Linked DNA regions of Homo sapiens: region 1 is linked to region 2. Evidence: chromatin contacts called from ENCODE Hi-C data. All regions are on one chromosome and are shown on one strand. The core of a region is the stretch at or near the end of the contact, and the rest is flanking DNA. Distances in the headings are between cores, read along the strand shown.

Region 1 (6,181 bases), core at 1,531-4,030, 99 kb after region 2:
TTACCTGCCTGGCCCCTGTAGGTATTTGAGTGCTCAACCACCTGTTGTAGGATTAGGAAAAGATGTCAGGACCACAGATAAAGATTTGGTTTTAGAAAGAGAGATGTGAAGAGAGAGTTGAAGCCATGGAAATGAATAAAATAGATGGAAGGAAAGAATCTAGAGGGAGAAGAAGAGGTCTAGAAATGTTGGGGTTGTGTATATTTATGAATCAGAGTGACAAGTGGAGCCTATAATGAGGAGTTTGAAGGAAAGTATTAGAGAGATAGAAGGAAACTTCGAACAGCGTCATATCATAGAAACCAAAAGAGAAAATGATTTCAAGATGAAAATCAGCCAGTGTCAAATGCTGCAAAAAGAGGGAGGAAAATGAATCCTGGCCAAAGGTCATTAGCTTCAGAGATTAGAAGGTCTTGCCGAGTTTCAGTAGAGTGGTGAGGGCAGAAGGAAAATTCAAACCCTGCTTTGATGTTCCTAGCAATCTAAGTCCATCTATGTAGAGACATTGGGGTATACAGGAGGGTAGGGGCCGCCTGTGACTGGCCTTGCTCGAAACTTCTCACTCTCCTGTTGAGAGCCCTAGGTAGAGACTGGATGGGGGAGGGGTATTCCCCAGGGATAGGAGGGTCTCTACTTCCTGTGTCCCACATCATTAAGCACCAGCTTCCCTCAGTTAAGCTTCACAAAACCCTTGGAGTTAGGTGTCATTATTTGCATTTTTTACAGATGAAGAAATGAAAGCCTGCAGAGGTGAAGTGATTTGTTCGGAGTGACTCACACCCTGATGAAGCTGAAGAATTGGGAGCCCGTTCCATTGTCTTCGGGGAGTGTGGAGGCACCCCTTTGTTCTCTGTTATTTAGATCTTAGCACATTAGGTTACAGTAATACTTACGTCAGCAAAAGATCCTTTCTCACCACTTTTTAGCACTGTTCCATTCAATAGTGACATCTTGCTCCAAGTGGTTAAAAGACACTGGAGTTTTAAGGGAAAAATAATTTATTTCCAGTCTGTCTATATTGCTTAATACATGAAAGGTCTTTGCTTTGTCCAATTACGTTAACGTTTCTCAGGCTCAGTTTATTTCTGAAAATTGTGTGCCGTGAATGATATTCACATTATCACCATGAAAAAGGAAAATGATCTGTGTGAATGTAATCAGCCAATTAGTGGACTGGATTTATGGAATTATGATCTTTGAACATAGATACCTAATTCTACTTCATACAAGGGAAGACAAAGGCACAGACATGATGCCCACTCATAGAATACTTACTGCACAGTAGGGACTCAATTCATATTTGAATGAATGAATGGCACTCCCAGTGGCAAACTGGCAGGATAGCCCTGACCTCACCTGTCTACCCTGCATCCTCTCTGGCTTGGGGGAGATGCAGGCAGAGTTTGAGGAATCGTCAACATCTGTCAAAATAATGGCTAATATTCCTTGAGCACTCACTATGTGCCAGGTACTGCAATAAGTGCTTTACAACTTGCATTTTCTCATTTTATTTTTGCAGTAGCTCCTCCTGGTGGGGTCTCTTCTTACGCCTATTTTGCAGATGAGGAAGCAGAGGCTGGGAGAATTGGAGGATTTTGCCCAAGATCATGGAGTCAGTAAGTGATGGAGCTGATACTAGATTTATTCTTAGCCATGACACTGTGTGCCCACCGTGAAATCAGCTGTCCCACCAGGAGCCAGAATCAATGAGGTAATGATCCAATTTCCTGTCCAGGGGGCATGCTGCCCTTGGTGCCATGTCTTGATGCAAGACCCAACACTGCCTCTCATGTGGCCCAGCTTGCTCTTCTGTGGGGGAGGTGTCCTTTCACTTGCATTTTCAAAATGGGGAGTTCAAAGCCGCGAGGGCTCCTCATCTTTGACCCCAGAACCAGGGAACACAGTCCAACAAATGATTGCTCCCTGACAACACTTTTTTTTTTTTTTTGAGACAGAGTCTCGTTCTGTCGCCCAGGCTGGATTCCAGTGGCACGATCTCAGCTCACTGCAACCTCTGTCTCCCGGGTTCAAGCAATTCTCCTGTCTCAGCCTCCCTAGTAGCTGGGACTACAGGCGCACACCACCACACCCAGCTAATTTTTCTATTTTTTAGTACAGACCGGGTTTTACCATGTTGGTCAGGCTGGTCTTGAACTCCTGACCTCAGGTGATCCACCCGCCTCGGCCTCCCAAAGTGCTGGGGTTATAGGTGTGAGCCACCGCGCCCAGCCAGGATTGCTCCCTGACAATTCTTTACATAAAAAATCGTGTCAAGGAACAAACATGAAAACCTCTTTGCTTCTGTATTTAATGATTTTGCGACTGAAAAGAACAAAATTACCAAAAAAAAAAAAAAAAAAAGATTTTGCCATTGAAAAGAACAAATGATCGCCCTGAAAAATCCAGGGAGGGAGCGTGCTTGTTTAGCGGGCTCTTCCATCTCTTTAATTCTAAGAATGGCTTTGCCAGGTTGGATTGGGCCCAGATTGCTGCACAGCTCCTCAATGCAGATGGCTTCTCCTTTGGGAAGTAGCAGCGCTCAGTAATGGACCCCTCGTGTTAACAGGAAGCATAAGGTGGGGATGGGCAGGGGGCTTAACAAGGTATTTATCACAGTGATTGTGCCCAGGGGTTTCTCCCGTGATTGCTTCATAAATTTGAGTAATCTTTCCTCCTCTGATTTATGTGGCTCTTCTAGAGGGCATTGTTCGGCAGGCAGTACATTAATGTGGATGCTAAATATAGCTGGAAAGAGCCCAGTCCCGGAGGCTCCAGTGCCCACTGGCAGGCAGGCTTCTGCCAGTCAATAACCTACTTTTGTTCCAGTCTTTCTTGCTAGAATATATCATGCCATAGCGGCTATTTATATCTGGAAACCATTCTGAAAGTTGTTAGAAATCCTTCCTGCGGCAGCGTGCTGCCCTCCCAGGAGCTGCTGAAGTGTAAATATGCAGCGAGGCATTCTTCCCAGCAGCGCCTGGCTGCACTGAGTGACCTTGATGGGCTCCATCCTTCCTTTGAAAACAAAAACACCAACTTGGAATTTTAATTAAAAGGCAGGCAGTGGGCTATCGAGCTTGGTGCGTTGGCTGCACTGCTGTCCATCGCAATGTGGATTTGAGGTCACCATTGTGAAGCCTGTAACACTAACTTATCGGGAAAAACACATCAGCTGAACTTATCTCCAGGTTTGCCAGGAGCCAGAGGCTCAGATGAAGAACTTTTTTTTTTTTCCTTTTGGTGCATGAAACAGGCACAGTCAAGAACACTGGGAATTCTATTAGGGCAGTGCCCGCCACTGAGGGAGTGAAGGGAGCCCCGCAAATAGTACTCTTTCTGGCCTGCACCTATGTGGAATCTATTGGTTTAATGTCACAGAGCAAGTTGCCTGTGTGGTGGTGACATGAAATGGCTCCGTTTGGTTCAGTGATGATCTCGGAACACTAGTGGTTCAGCTTTAGAACTGGCCATAAAATGAACTAAGTCTGGTTAAGTGGGTTGTTTTGCATCGGAAAAGTTATTTAAAGCCTTTTAAAAATAGCGTTATTGGAGCCTGTTATTGGTTTACATTACTTTGCAAGGAGGCACGCACATTGTTTATTGCAAAGATCTCCTGATTTCAAGATTTTAAAAACCCCCTCTAAATAAAGGGATTATCCCTATCTGAGATCTCCAGACACCGACCACCTTGAGTGTCCTGGTGACTTGCACCTGGAGCCTGCACGCTGTGGGGCGGGGGCTTCCCCACTCCAGGTCAGCAGCAATTTCCCAGGGAGCTTTAAAAATGCACATTCCTGGGCCCCGCCAAGGTATTCTTATCTGGTGAGCCTGAATCTGTGTTCTGAGGAGTTTCCAGAGGATTCCAATGACTGATCAGGTTTGGGAACTCCTGGCTGAGAGCTTTTGGAAGCCCAATCTAGTCATGGGATAAAAATGACTGGGATTTTCAGAGAAGAGGAAAAGGAGGAGACGACTCAGATGAGTCCCTGCTCCTTTCTCCTGCTTCTTTTGTGAGGATGTTGGGAACGTCAAGTGACAAAATGGATGGGCAGTGACTGCGGCAGGAACCCACTCTGTCATAATGTTCCTCGCATTACAGCCTTAGTCCTGACAATCTGTGAGCCGCTATTAGGATCCTCATTTTATAAACTAGGAAACCAAAGCATGGAGCTATCCCATTCCATGTCTAAGATGTGTAGCTGTGTGCTGGAAGCCAGTGGACACCTGGGCTCCAGGCACTCCTTCCTGCCTTGCCTCAGTTTCCTCTTGGGCTGTCATGTCCCGGCCATGTCTTTTATTTTATTTTTTTTGAGACGGAGTTTTGCTTTTGTCACCCAGGCTGGAGTGCAGTGGTGCGATCTTGGTTCACTGCAACCTCCACCTCCTGGGTTCAAGTGATTCTTCTGCCTCAGCCTCCTCAGTAGCTGGGATTACAGGCACCTGCCACCGTGCCCAGCTAATGTTTGTATTTTTAGTAGAGATGGGGTTTCACCACGTTGGCCAGGCTGGTCTCAGACTACTGACCTCAGGTGATCCACCCACCTCAGCCTACAGTGTTGGGATTACAGGCATGAGCCACCGCACCCGGCCCCAGCCATGTCTTATTCACCATCTGTAGCTATAGAGCTGACCTTCCCCCATACCTGTATGGCTGATAGTAGGTGAGCAGGAAGCTAGGACCCCCATATTCCAATCCCTCTGCTGTTCACAGCATCAAGCTCCAAATCTAACCCAAGATTTAGCACAGCATTTACCCAAGTCCATGATAATGTGGGCTGGTGTCCTATATTCTCCACAAGGGGTCCCAGAAATAGGAGGAGAAGGGGTGAGGACAGTTGAGTCTCAACTGCAGCTGTCCAGGAGGTGGAAATGATGGGATGGGAGAGGGCTGATGTGTAAGATTTGCTCATTTCCATAGTGTAAATGCTGTCATCATGACTGATGTCAAACTACCCCTGGCTTAACCATGGGCTTCAAAATTTCCTGAAAATTTGAACACTGAAAATTGCATGTGAGCAATGAGAAGTGTGCTTCACGTTGTGAGCCAGTGTCTATGCCACACGCTGGTCTTGCATTTCTCGCCCCTGTCTAGTCGTTGCCTCTCTCCTGCCTTGTTTTGTACGCTCGTGCTTCAGTGTGTCCTGTATGTATTGTGCCAGTGTGAGGAGTTGAGCGTGGTGGGCTTTCAGTAAATGGTGACCAATCGGAGCAGACCATCAGGACTCATTCCCACTGCTCTACTGGCTGAGGCTCTGCCCCGCAGCAAAGCACAGGGACCCCATGAGCCTGTCTGCACAGGGAATCATCATCTGAATTCCTATGGACTGGGGCACAAGTCCTTCCATGCAGGGCAGGGCTGGGACTGGAACGAGGGATGAAAAGCCAGGCAGGGAGAGGACAAGCCCTCAGACCACCTGAAGCCCAGTTGGTGATGTGGCCCTAGAGAGGCCTGAAGCAAGCAGAGGTGGAGGGTGGCCCTGGGAGCCAGCCTGCAAGAGCGAGTTTGGGGCAGGGTGACAAACAGAGCCAGGTGCTGGAAGGAGCAGCTGCAGCTGCACATCAGGGAACAATATTTATATGTGCACCATGTGGGAAGCGCTGTGAGTTGTACACTCAAATTTTAAAGCCGTTTCTCCCTCCCTCTCACACACCATGCTCAGGAGCTTCTTAGAACAGGCAGTGATGTGGATGCGGTCATCTCTTGCTTACATACTGCCTAGTAATCTTTCAACCAGCAAAACACTCCACATCCAAACTATCCCCAAAAGCCCATCTGCGCGTCTCCAGGATTTAGCCCGCCTCCCCACCCTTGCCGCCCCTCAGTCCAGGGTTTTGTGATGTCTCCTTGGGATCAGGCTGACAGCTCGTCCTGGGGTCCTTTTACTTCTGTTCTTGCTCTCCTCTGGTTTGCCATTCACCCTCCAGGGAATTTTCTTTAGTGAAAACTTGATTATTGCCTTGAGTAAAATCTCTTCAGTGGATTTGCTCTAACGAATTATTCACCTTTTGCATGTTTGCATGAATCATGGCAAACTGCTACCTGGCTTCAACAGCTCTCCTTAGGGATCATTGAATTGAAGCAAGGGTGGCGGGCAGGGGCGTACACAAGGAGCAGTGGATGCATACACGTGACAATAGTAGAATGAAAAGACAAAGAATGCACGTAACACCCATGTCCCCA
Region 2 (6,258 bases), core at 679-3,178:
AAAAAAAAAAACATCAATTGTTGTTTAGGCTTTAATAATTTAGCATACTCTAAGATAGACTAATAAAAACAAAGCCTAGCATGTTAGATTGTTAATGATGAAAGTCTTGTTTATTTCTTACCAAATAATCATGAAGCTACATTTCCTACCTCCAACACTTTCTTTTTTCTTATCTGTCTTTACTAATTAATTCTTGTAAAATGTGCATCCAGTTTCTTTAAATGGGAAAGTGACAAGAAGGTGAGTCTACTGCTTTTATTGATGATAAACAGTGATTTAAAAATAAATGCCCTACATGTGCCTGAAAATGTCTTTGGGAAACGTTTTACCTCCTGGGTATTCTGTTGGAAGACTTTGGGAGATTGGCTCCGTAGCTTGTGGTCACCAACCTGATGGCCTGGTAACAATATTTTGGGGGCCAGTCTGTACCTCACACTTCTGTGTCAATTTATTCACCAGAGGCATCGCTTCTCTGGGCTGTGTTGTAAGAAGGTTTTTCAATTGACCATTGCCCCATCATAAGCACCCTAGCAGACGCTGTCTTATTATAGCTTATGGTAGCTACCTTTCTGTAGTCCTGTTCTAGCTCTCCTGTGACAGCAACAGCAGCTCTGGGGTTTGATGACATCCACGGTTAGGCAGCAATATCCGCCATGCCCCATGGGAAAGTCTCAACTCTCATTGTGGAAGTAGCATAGAGATCGCTGAAGTGTGGACTCATCATTTCCAGTGGTTTCTTAATTGTGGGATAGAGAGAAGACCAACAGCTTTGATAGCAGAGGAGCAGGGAGAAGAGAGGGAAACTAATATTTATAGGGCACCTGCTCAGGGCCAGCGACATGCTAGGGTCAATTATTGAATCTAGATATAATCTCCATTTTATGGATTGAAGAATTCCATTTTATGGATTGAAGAATTCCATTTCTGAGAGGTCAGGTAACTTGTCCGAGGTTACCCAATTTACTTGGGCAGACCTGAGATTCAAGTCCATGTGGCCAGCTTTGGGCCTGATTGTGCTAGGACCCTCACAGTTCTGCTGAGCCTGCCCGGCTGCATTTCCCAAGCTCCAGGTCAGGTGGCTTCTGCATTGGCTGGGTTAATAGGAGACACTGGTTGGAGCTTGGCAGGAAGGGAGAAGCCAGTGAATCTCTCCCTTTCATTCTCTCTCTTCCATGGCTTTGCTAGGCCCATCGGGGTCCTGCTGCACCAGGTGACTGTGAAGGCCACTCACCCCTCTCGCGCTTTCTTCAGGTTGGTGGCAGTTTCCTGGTGTTGCTAATCCCTGAATTGCTTTGCTCAGCTCTTCCATCCCCTCTGTAGCCAAGCTGTTTATTAAATTCTCCAAGAGGCTTCTGGTTCCCTAGCTGGACCCTGACCTCTATTCCAAGTTTACTTAACTCTAAAGGTGGTATTTTAAAAGAAATCATCTGGCTTAAGTCCAAGGGCTGCCATTTATTACTTCAATTCTTTTTCTTTAAAATTGAGCTACATTTTTTGCTTTCTTTTCCCCCCAGGATTGTCTGAGGTGCAAATGAGATAATGTAGGGGAAATCTTCGCAGTAAAGTGACGTGTTATTGTATGTTTCTTTCCATGAAACTAATAACATATACACAAAGCCCTGGACTTTGGCCAAGACTTTCTGTCTATAGTCTTCTGCCAGGTGGGGTGGGGGTGGAGTTGAAGATGACTGCCACCTGAGTCTCCCCCATAGGGATTTCAGTTGTCTTGGACGTGGTGTGGCCGACCCACATTTTCAGAAGTCTCCAGGTGTTCCTTATTTGCAGTCGGAGTGTGAATCAAGCACTGCTTTACCTCAGTGGTTTTCAAAGTGTGCTCTGCAGACCAACAGCATCACCTGGAAACTTGGTAGAGATGCATATTCTGGGCTTCACGCCAGAGCCACTGACTCACAGCCTCTGGGGTGGAGCCCAGCACCCTGCATTTAACAAACCCTCCAAGGGAGCCTGATCCCACTGAAGTGTGGGTGCGGCAGAGTGAGGTGGATGTGTCATACTTCAGCCTCGGAAGTTCGGCCGCCACGGCCTTTCCGTCCTCTCTCCCCTGCAGTCCCCGGTTTGCAAAGCGGAGCTTCCGGGCACCTCAGCCACAGTTCCTCTTTGCATTGCCGCTCCCTTGTGCGCGTTACTACCTATGTGGCTGTCTTGGCTGCTGCTTTCAGCAAACCAAATTTGGATGTGGAAATGGGATTTATTTGTGCAACACCTAGTTATTAAGCACCCACTGTATACTAGAAACCATGAAAGGCCCTGACGGTGTGAAGTCAAAGGAGGTAAGGGTCTCTGCCTTTCCAGTGCTTGTCATCTGAGGAGAGACAGAAAAAGCTCAGCAATTTTGGAAAACCATAATAAATGCTATGAAACACTGCTTGCTCTAGCTTGTTCTCGAAACATAAGAACAGCACAATTATTGCTCTTAGGACAATGACTGCAAGATTTATTGATAACAGGTTTTCTTTTTCAAATAATGAAGATAAAATTAACGTACAATACAGAGAAAGACCAGTTCATCAGACATGTAGTAACAAGGGTCAGTATGTCCCCAGAGGGGCAGAACCTGAAGTGAGACCCTTAAGAGTCACAGCCCTAGCCAGGCTGGCCCCAGGCATTGAGGGAAGTTCCAGCAAAGGAGGCACTATGTATATGGGCCCTTGGCGAGGTCATGGGGTTATGGTAACTCACAGGTGCGTCAGCTGAGTTAACCCAAGAACTAGAATTTGGGAGGCAAGGCCTCTGATTGCAGAGCAAATGAAACTACGAATCCCTTGCTTAGTAGCACAACTATTCACTTGAGCAATAATTAGGAAGGCGAGTTCCTTTAAAAATGAACATATGATTTGGGACATGGTCTGAATTGGAGAAAGCTAGCAATTTTGAAGTGGTAGTGTTGGTTCTCTCCACAAGAGGGCGCCTCTATTCTTTGTTTTTATTTTCTATCTGGAAGCAACAATTTATGTTTATTACTGGCACAGAATAAACAGAAGAGTGACTTATGTTTTGCTGTTTGCAGAGCTGACTTCATGTAAAATTTGGACAGTTTTATTACATTCCAAACAGTTACAGTTTTTTTCCGTCAGGACTTTGGGATATGTGGTTAGCACTGTTTCTTTTTAACAGTATCCTTATAATACATGAGCTCTATGCTATTTAGATTATCTGTAAAAATATCTCGTTCATTAGTGCCCATGAAAAAGATGTCAGTAAAATAGCCCCCTCCAAAATATGCTTCTGCATATTTGAAAGAATATTTACATAACACAGAAAGCAACTGGTTGCTTCACTTAAAATAGTGAGACAATTGAATGATACATTTGCTTATTGCAGCACTATGGAGACATTACCACTAACAAGTTCAGACAAGTATCATGACAGTTTCTCAGATCCCATCCAGAAATAAGAAAAGGGCTGCCTGTCCCAGAGATAGGCCTGGGGATGAGGTGGACACCAGTGAGGATGAAGACATCTGAAAATCAAAAAGTGGTGGCTTTTGAACTTAGTGTGAATTGCAACATAAATAATCAACTAAGCAGATAAGAGAGCATAAAAGCAGAACTGAAATTTTAATGGCATTGAACAAAAGTGTGTGAAAGTCACAGGCCCTGCGGCCCAGGGCCCCGTTATGCCTGGTGGTATGATACAGTGGCAAAGGGAGATGCAATTTTTTGAGATTCTTGCAATTTTATGCTTTTCTGGGAAATAATTCTCTTTCTCTCACCCAGCCTTTCCCCCTGTACCCCCACCCCCACAATCTTTTTGCTGCTGAACTAATATGACTTTGGGAGGGGATATCTGGGTTAGCATTTAAGTTCTCTACAAAGGTTAGAAATATAATATTAAAACTTTTGAGACTAATGATTTTGCTTCACCTTGCTGTGAGAGTTTCTTTCCTTGTGAGAGGAAGAAGACGTGGAAAAAACAAAACAAAACAACTTTCTGGGCTATGCTATTATGTTAAGCATTTCCCCTAAAAGTCTCATATGTAGATTAAAACGCTCAGCCTTTAAATTAATGTGACCAGGCATTCACATGGCTGATTATGTCGACAAGCTTGGCTGTGCGAAGATTTGGGGGTCTGGAGTTTATTTCTGTGGATGTAATCAACAGAGATCATGAATGAGAGGAATGGCTGTGGAGCTCTCAGAGTTTCTACTGTGCTCCATGTTTTGTCATTATCCCAGGGTAATTGGAGTTGAGAGGGGAGGACCTCTAATGAGCTGCTTCTCTCCCCTAATGGATGGGAGAGTGGAAATTAGCGCAGCTCCTGCTGTTCTACATGAGTGAACCGTGGCTGCTGGAGCCTCCAGTGAGTCCCTCCAGGAAGTTTTAGGCAACTGCCTAATGGTAGCCTCACTAATGGCAACAATTACAGAATAGCCTTTTCAATAAGACCCGTGTGCATCAGTTAGAGACTAATCTCATTGAGCAACAACAGGCCTGCAACAATGTGCATTCAGTGACTAGCACTTCTGCGTTGTTGGCTAGAAGTGTTTTTCACGTCTCCTGGAGGTTGAGGAGCTCCTGAGAAAGCCAAACACGTTTCATGCGACACGAACCTGTTCCCATTGGCAAAAACAAAGTTGGAATAGCGAGTGAAAAAAGAACCATGCTTTCTCTCAAAACCCATCTTCTGCAGAGCTAGCCTCTTGCTGATTTCAGGCATTCCATTCAACAAGTATGGAGCAGTAAGTCACAGACAGATCCATTTGCCAACCCCCAACCTCTGATTTCACGTTTACAAACTGCAGCACTTCGGAAGGGAAAATGGAGGGGCAAAAGACAGAAGGGCGTTCACCTGACGCTAGTCCATAAGGAAGGCTGGATTCACTCCAGCGGCAAGAGCTGTTCAGTGCTATTTAGGATAACTGAACCAGGCTACTATCACAGGTTTTAATAACACAAGTGTGACAAAAACGAGTGCTGCCTGTCCTTGCCCAGGAGAGCCCTGTATCTTCAGGCCACAGGACGGCTCCCGGTGGCTCATATGGTTGGCTTTGCCTCATCTGTGAGAATAACCAGCCTTGCCCGATCATGGCAGCATTGACTGGACCCCAGAAGGAAATGAACTTGTCTGACCAGAGTGAGGCATCCCACATGCAAAATGTAAGTACCTCATGTGCTCCCTCTCGGGGTCATGCCAGTACAGGTCTAGCTCCCGAGAGGGAGGGAGGGACGGAGAGCCTATCAAATTTTGCAGCAGAAGCACCTTGCTCGCTTCATCCCAGTCTTAGCCCTGAGAAGAACCACTGAATTTTCAGTCATGGGAATCCTTTCTCTAAATGATGTGATTAATTTATTTTTACTAAATTTAATACATTGCTAAATTTGACATAATATGGACATATATAGAGACTATATCTTCTGTGTAGAAAGATATAGGTATTGAATGAGTTGCAAAATATGTGTGTGTGTGTGTGTGTGTGTGTATATATATATATTTATTTTTTATTTTATTTTTATTTTTTTTGAGGCAAGGTCTCTCTCTGTCACCCAGGCTGGAGTACAGTGGCACAATCTCGGCTCACTGGAACTTCCACCTCCTGGGTTCAAGGTATTCTCCTGCCTCAGCCTCCCGAGTAGCTGGAACTACAGGTGTGCACCACTATGTTTGGCCAATTTTTGTATTTTATTGGTGGAGACGGGGTTTTACCATGTTGTCCAGGCTGCTCTCGAACTCCTGACCTCAAATAATCTGCCTGCCTTGGCTTCCCAAAGTGCTGGGATTATAGGCATGAGCCACCGCTCCTGGCCAAGTTGCAAAATATTTTTAATATAAGAAAACAAAACTTAAGACAGCAACTAAGTGGTCTCAAAGATAAGCTAGGTCTTTCCCACCATAATAATTTTCCTTGAGCATAATTGACTGACACGTCTGGTTACTTTTGTTCAAAAAAAGAAAAATGAGACAGTTTGGATGTGGTTTAGATTTTTTTGGATTTGTGTATGTATGATAGCTGTTCCTTTATCATCTTAGAAAAGACAGCATGAAGGACAAGATAAAATCACAAATATGTCGTGTACTAAGTTTTAAAAGAGTTGTGATTGGCATTTTTAGGGTTAAGCATTTGTCTCAACTGTAGCATGCAGACACAAAAATTGCTCATGGAATATGATTTCTCCAGATCATCCCTTATTCAGTCAGAATGAGGAGCCAGTGCTGAATTCAGCTCCCAAATGACCAACTTCACTTCTATTATTTGTGCATGAAAATAATTGTAGGTGCAAAAAGGGAGGGGAGCTTCC

The links. Hi-C counts contacts between places; a loop is a spot of excess contacts on that map. Pooled maps may share reads with other maps.
Region 1: a pooled map shows a loop between it and region 2 (4-fold over the local background). The contact joins two enhancer-like sites. A Hi-C loop is called at or near these places in 2 of 168 maps with a recorded cell type or tissue (CD8-positive, alpha-beta T cell and OCI-LY7), 2 of 37 single-sample maps with no recorded cell type and 6 of 50 pooled maps.

What each region holds. Positions count from the first base shown.
Region 1 is chr13:21,733,309-21,739,489 of GRCh38, forward strand. No RefSeq gene overlaps it. Among named protein-coding and RNA genes, the nearest start is that of FGF9, 65 kb to the left of the region's middle. Within about 2 kb of position 2,781, at least 2 of the 41 ENCODE cell types and tissues checked have a DNase peak (open chromatin) inside an H3K27ac peak, as active enhancers do.
Region 2 is chr13:21,635,508-21,641,765 of GRCh38, forward strand. No RefSeq gene overlaps it. Among named protein-coding and RNA genes, the nearest start is that of FGF9, 32 kb to the right of the region's middle. RefSeq lists an enhancer at 3,483-3,602. Within about 2 kb of position 1,929, at least 3 of the 41 ENCODE cell types and tissues checked have a DNase peak (open chromatin) inside an H3K27ac peak, as active enhancers do.